2 separate regions of the Homo sapiens genome follow, and region 1 is linked to region 2. The links are chromatin contacts, found by Hi-C in ENCODE. All regions are on one chromosome and are shown on one strand. The core of a region is the stretch at or near the end of the contact, and the rest is flanking DNA. Distances in the headings are between cores, read along the strand shown. Region 1 holds the start of FRG1-DT (FRG1 divergent transcript). Region 2 holds the start of SNX25 (sorting nexin 25).

Region 1 (3,248 bases), core at 383-2,882, 4.7 Mb after region 2:
CTGGGCAAGAAAGAAAGAAATCCAGAAATACGGCATATGCCATCCCTTATTTATTTCCCCATGCGACCAGCCAACAGCTTCTTCACCTAGTCCCTGCTTCAAGCTGACTTTCAGTCTACTTCTCTATCGGAAATGGAGCTTCCCCAAAGACTGCCTCAATGTCAGTTACCCAGAGGCCTTTTTTCCATCTTGGGCTCCTAAACTTCTATGATATTAAATGATACTACCCTTTCTGGAAATTCTCCTTAGCTTTGATTTCTATAATTTAACTCTGTTTCATTCCTTCTTTTATAGCCTTTCTTTTCTCTATCCCTTTACTGTAGACATATTGTACGACTTTGTTCTTGACCTTCTGATCTCTCCACATTCATTCCTTCAGAGCATGTATCCATTTTCTTGGTGTCAGGCTTCCTGACTATCTGATTATTACCATCATATAACGATGTTGGTGATGAGCATAGCTAACATATCCTAGGCATTTTCCATGTAGGTTATAATAAGCACCCTATATAACTCGTACCATTTAATTCTTCAACCCTAAATGATACTATTACTAACCACATTGTATGAGACGAGGAAACAGATTTTCATCAAAACCCTGGAAAGCCAACGTGAGGAGCCCCTGTGTGTCTCCTTTGTTAATGACTCCGGGCATCATGGCATGTGGATTGCCATGGAATGGGGATTAGGAAGCGCAGCACTGTGAAAACACCAGAAAATACGTTGATAGCGGTAAGGACGCTCATCTCTGCACATTGTGACGGTTTTGTTTCTGAGTCAGGTTTGAGATGAGCCAATCCTGACTCCATGGTGCCACCAGGGATCACGAATTTAATAAGATCTTCGTGGATGCTTGGAACCCAACTGGTCTCGGTTTTCTACTTTAGGGAAAGAGCCACAGCTTGAGTGGGGTGGTTTTGGTGTCACATACGCGATTAATAACACCCACCGCTGCAGAGGAATCACCGTGGACTACTCCTCCTTTCATCCCATGCTCTTGCGATGGATCCCTCTCACCTGTTTACTGATTTCATTCAAATTCTTCAGCGACCACAGGACCCCGACTTGCCTTCTCTATCCTGGTTCCCTCACTCTGCTTTACAGGCCTGGCCTGCTCGCTGCTCCTCACACCAGCGCTGCACGGCTCCCTCCACGCCTCCGCCCTGTTTCCTCCATCAGACAGGACTAGCTTCCTCCATCTCTGTCGGGCAAATGCCTGCCCAGCCTTCAAGACCCTCCTCAGATGCCGCCTCCACGATTAGGCTTCTTTCAGACCCCTGAGCCTGTAACACGGGCTACCATAACTCTCCACCTCAGCCCACATTCCCACAGCACTCGCGACGTCCGCGACCCTCAACATGGCGCTTCATTCTCTTTTAGGGTATTTCCTGCTTGTTTCCTGCACACACAGTCGCGCGAGGCGCAGTCCTGAGTGACCCACGCACGAGTGGCCCGCGCTTCCAGCCGCGCCGCCGCAGGCCAGCGAGGGCAGCCTGAGCCGCTTCCCGCCCCGGCGAGGACCGTCGCCAGCCCGCTGCTCTAGCAGGAGGCGGTTCCACAGCGCACCCGGCAGCCCAGCCACCGTCAGCACCGCGCCTCGGGCGGGCTTTTCTCCCTTCCGGGAGGCGCGAATCCTCAGGGGCTCCTTGAGAGGGCGCCAGGGAGCAGCTGCGCGCGGATGCCTTTTGGCCCTCTGCGGCCGCCGTAGCTCCCCGGCAGAAACCCGGAAGTGGAACTCTGAGCCATTCAGCGTTTGGGTGAAGACGGAGGCGGGTTCTACAGAGACGTAGGCTGTCAGGGAGTGTTTATTTCGCGTCCGCTTCTGTTTCTCCGCGCCCCTGTGCTGCCCCGACTCACATACTCGTCCAGAACCGGCCTCAGCCTCTCCGCGCAGAAGTTTCCCGGAGCCATGGCCGAGTACTCCTACGTGAAGTCTACCAAGCTCGTGCTCAAGGGAACCAAGACGAAGAGGTGGGTCCTGCAGCTTGGGCGGGAGCCTCCTCCGTTCTTTTCGGACGCACTCCACCCCCGCAACTCCGGTGGAAGCCGTGGCGCGGAGAGCCGGCTTTGTGGCCTCCCAGGCTTCGCCCTGGCCCCTGTCCGGGCTGGACGGAGGCCGGGCCGCGGTTCCCGGCGTCTGTGCAGAGAGGGGCAGCCTCCCGCGCGGACGACCCTGGAAACAGGATAGACGGGCAGGTGACCCGTGACCCCGTACCCACGAGTTTGGGTCCCCTGAGGCATCTCTCCAGGCCTCTGCCTGGGGGGTCTGCATTAGTCTGATCTCGTAGTTCATGATAATTTCCTTTATTAGGGATTATTATTTTCTCCATTGTCTCTTTTCTTTCTAGAAAACTTATTAATTTTTTCTAATCTAATATGTACAGTGAAACCAGGATGAATCACACAGTGGTTGAGGTGTATATGGGCTTTAGGGATATGGGCTCGAACCTGCACTCTTGTCATTTACTAGTTTTGTAATTTGTGGCAAATTGGTTAATATGTCTGAACTTCCATTTACTCATTAAGAGATCAAATATCTGAACCTCCGTTTACACATTTATACTTTCAGACGTTTTTTATACTTTTAGAAGACTGTGAGGATTAAATGAGAGAACATATATGCAGAAAATAAATTGAGCCAAATGTGAGGAGGAGGTCGTAATGGTAATTTATTAGCTTTTTAGGAAAAAATACCTGTGCACTCATATCCCCGCTTCTTTTTTAACTGGCAGATTTGCCCGAGGTACATACAAATGTCGAGTATTTCCTCCTGGTCTCCGTGATAAACAGAGGTTTTGATATTTTTAGGCGAGATAGAAAGTATCAAGGAGTGAGTTGAAGCCACTGGCCTTGAGAACCCTCTCGAGGAGTCTGGCCTCATGAAGATGCCAGAATAAATGGCAGGTTTATCCTGAATGAATGTGAGATTTTTACTCTGTGAATTTCCTGGGAGGAGAGGAGAGTTATCTTCTGAAAACTTTATAATGAAAATGCAGACACGGGTGTCTTAAGATCATCGTAATAATCATAATTAATGCTCATATAGCACTGTCAATGTGCCAAGAAATTGTTGTAGGCACTTTGCACATTAACTTTTTTTCAAATCACTCTTGGTTTTTTATTTTTTTATTGAGATATAATTCATAATTATAAAATTCACCCTTTTGTACAGTCAGGGGTTTTTAGTATATATTCAAGAGGTTCACCACTGTCTAGTTGCTCAGCATTTTCATCATCTCAGAAGGAAA
Region 2 (3,330 bases), core at 564-3,063:
GGGGTTGCTGGGAAGATTAAATGAAGTATGTTTGGTCCTTAGAATAGTATCTGGCACACAGTAAGTGCTGTTAGTTACTATTATGGTGAGCTAGGGCTAAAATTGAAAAATTAATTTAAATTTATCATAAAGAATTCAGAATACAGTCCTCGGCATGTAAATGATCAAAAAACATAGATTTGGTTGTTGTTGATAACAAGCCACTGTGCTTTATTTGAATAATTTGGGTTGGTAGGGTACACTTTGAGGGGCTCCAATTGGGTGAAAATTAACAACTATTTTAGAGGCAAAAGGGCTTCTTCAAAATTAATCATACTGCTTTATTTATTTTATTTTATTTTTGAGACGAAGTCTCACTCTGTTGCCCAAGCTGGAGTGCAATGGCGCGATGTCGGCTCACTGCGACCTCCACCTCCGGGGTTCAAGTTTCACTATGTTGGCCAGGCTAGTCTTGAACTCCTAACTTCATGATCTGCCCGCCTCAGCCTCCGAAAGTGTAGGGATTACAGGCGTGAGCCACCGTGCCCGCCCCTATTTTCTTAAAAAAGGAGGAGAAAGGAAACTGGTAACTTATTTTGATCATCCCCTTGGCATGGCAAAGTCACATCTAGCATGAGGCACTCTTCATTTCTGACTTAGAAGGTTTAAGAAAGAATGAAATGAGGCCGGGCGCGGTGGCTTACACCTATAATCCCAGCACTTTGGGAGGCTGAGGCAGGCGGATCACGAGGTCAGGAGATTGAGACCATCCTGGCTAATATGGTGAAACCCCGTCTCTACTAAAAATACAAAAATTTGCTAGGTGTGGTGGTGCGTGCCTGTAATCCCAGCTACTCGGGAGGCTGAGCCAGGAGAATGGCTTGAACCCAGGAAGCAGAGATTGCAGTGAGCCGAGATCGCCCCACTGCACTCCAGCCTGGGCAACAGAGACTCCGTCTCAAAAAAAAAGAAAAAAAGAAAGAAAGAAAGAATGAAATGCCCATGAATACCAATTGATACTAAAAGCAAAAGCTACATCTGCTTCTTTATTAGTCTTAGCAGTAATTGCCAGTGTTTAAGTAGCATATTGGCATCTACTTAGCAAGCGTTATCTGTATATTACTGGCTGGGACTATGACAGAAGAAAAGGCAAATATATACTCTAAAAATTATTTGGACCACGTTCCTTTGCGTGGCTGATAGCATTTGAACTGAATAGTTGGTAAAAAACAAAAAACAAAACAAAACAAAACAAAAACCAGAAGTGGAGCCAAAGTGATTATGGGCAGCTGCGTGCACCCTGTTGCACCAGGCCGACTTCTTTGGACCTTTCCATAGCTAGGAATTGCAGGCTTCACTTACTCCACCGCACGTGTCTGATTCCTTCCCTAAGGCGGCAGGGTGGGAAAGGGAAGGTCGTTAGAAACTGTGACAGGGAGTCTCGGGAACGGTTGCCTATTTAAATAGCGAGTGAAAACCAGGCAGAAATGTTTGCCGGCTGTAAGCAAAGCGAAGAGGTTACTCGTCAGTGATGAGCGGAGAGGGAGAATTACGGGATCACCTGAGCTCAGGAATTACCAGCGCCGCTGACACCTGCAGCAAAATTTTCCATGAACAGACGGCATCCTGTAGAGGAGGAGGGGAGCGTGGGAAAGAGAGGTGTGCACCGCGCTGGGTCGCGCCCTCTCCCCGTGGGGCCCCGGCCCGGACCCCGCCCCCGCGCTGTGGGTGGGCGCCTCCCGGCTGTCACTCAGCGGCCGCGGTGGCTCCGGGCCCCGCCCGACACGCACTTCAGGGCGGCCCCGCCCCGCCCGCGTCAGGCTGGCCAGGCTTCAGTCACAACACGGTGGGGCTCCCTGGCTGCGCCCGGCCCGGCAGCTACGGGCCCAGCGCCTGGTGGCGGCGCTGAGGGGTCGCCGAGAGGGGCCCGGCGGCGTCTGCGGGGGCCGCTCCCTCGGTGGGCCGCGGGCGAGGCATGAGCGCGGGCTCCCCCTGCCTCCGGAGCGCCGGCGGGGGACCGGGGGGCAGGAGATGTGCCTGTCCTTAGCGGCCCAGGAAGCAGCATGCACCCCGATGCGACCGACAGTGGCGGCGCCGGCCCCAGCCCCGCGCGGGCCGCAGGCGCCGGCGGCCGTCCTGTCTCGGGCTTCAGGGGCGAGCGGCGGCCGGAGTCCCCGGGGGACGCGGAGGCAGCAGCAGCGGCGGCGCCGGGGGCCCCGGGCGGCCGGAGCTGGTGGAAGCCCGTGGCGGTGGCCGCACTCGCCGCCGTGGCCCTCTCCTTCCTGGGGCCCGGCAGCGGGGAGGCGGCGGGGGCCGCGGGGCTGAGCTCCGTCCTGTTCAGGCTCAGCCTGTACCTGAGCTGCGCGGCGGCCGCCTTCCTGCTGGGGATCCTGTTTGCCCTCGTCTGCCGGAGCCCGCGCGCCCAGCCGCCCGACTTCGCCGCCGCCTGGAGCCGGCTGGCCGCGACCTCAGCCGCCCGCCGCCCGCCGGGGGTAAGTACCCGACTCCTGGCCGCCCAGCTCCGCCGGCCCTCCCCGCTTCCGGTGCCAGCTCCCGCGCCCCGAGCTCCGGGGGGCCGCGGCATGCCCTTGTCGAAGCGGGAAGCCGGGAGCCAGGGGGCTGGGCTGCGGGCCCGGCCGTGGACGCGAGCGTTCCCCGGCGCCCGCGCGCGGCGGGCTCCGGGCTCCGGGCTCCGCGCTCCGCGGTGCTGGAGGAGATGCGCGTTATTTACTGGGCTCTGTAGTCACTCGACAACCATCCTCAGTCACAACCCTAAGGGTGTCCCCAGACCTTCGGTGTCGCTTGCCGTGGGAGGGGAAGAAGGGAATCACAGCGTTCGCTACGTGCAGGCTCTGCGCACGGTCCTGGCGATCCGCTTGGTTCTTCTGGCCGTTCTCGGTGGGAGGCAACTTTATGACCGTTTGCCGATGAGGAAACTTGCTTCGGTCCCTGGCCCAGCGCCTCACCCCCAAGCCCGCGTACCCTTCCCACCACCCTATCCTGCCTTCCACCATGCGGATACGTATTATAGTTGTGCAGTCCCCGCTGGCTTCTGTGATTTGGAAGGGGGATGCCAGAAATCACTGGTTTGCAACAAAAGGAAAGCCATCCTCAGCGCGCTGTGGGACACTAGGGCGGGGGTTAGGGAATGTAGGAAAGAACAGTGTTTTAAATGAGCGCTTCTCTTCTTCAGTGCCAAACCCACTGCCCCATCTTTCTTCCACATTCCTTCTCATAATCCTTTAAAGGGAACTTTATTCTATCCCAGCTTAACACTCACTGCTTGACTGAGTGATACCATCATTCTAATGAAATTGCCCAAGCGCTTTGGGGTAAGATAAATGGCAGTGG

The links. Hi-C counts contacts between places; a loop is a spot of excess contacts on that map. Pooled maps may share reads with other maps.
Region 1: a map of CD8-positive, alpha-beta T cell shows a loop between it and region 2 (13-fold over the local background). The contact joins the promoter of FRG1-DT here to the promoter of SNX25 in region 2. A Hi-C loop is called at or near these places in 2 of 168 maps with a recorded cell type or tissue (CD8-positive, alpha-beta T cell and naive thymus-derived CD4-positive, alpha-beta T cell) and 7 of 50 pooled maps.

What each region holds. Positions count from the first base shown.
Region 1 is chr4:189,939,101-189,942,348 of GRCh38, forward strand. It overlaps FRG1-DT (FRG1 divergent transcript), which reads right to left and starts at 1,633. Exons shown (of 4, transcript NR_149039.1): 1 at 559-1,633. FRG1 (FSHD region gene 1) reads left to right here and starts at 1,772. Exons shown (of 9, transcript NM_004477.3): 1 at 1,772-1,971. The coding sequence starts at 1,910. RefSeq lists an enhancer at 2,078-2,577.
Region 2 is chr4:185,207,785-185,211,114 of GRCh38, forward strand. SNX25 (sorting nexin 25) reads left to right here and starts at 1,814. Exons shown (of 19, transcript NM_001378034.2): 1 at 1,814-2,471. The coding sequence starts at 2,043. It also overlaps a transcript of CFAP97 not described here. RefSeq lists silencers at 1,513-2,092, 2,203-2,362, 2,433-2,622.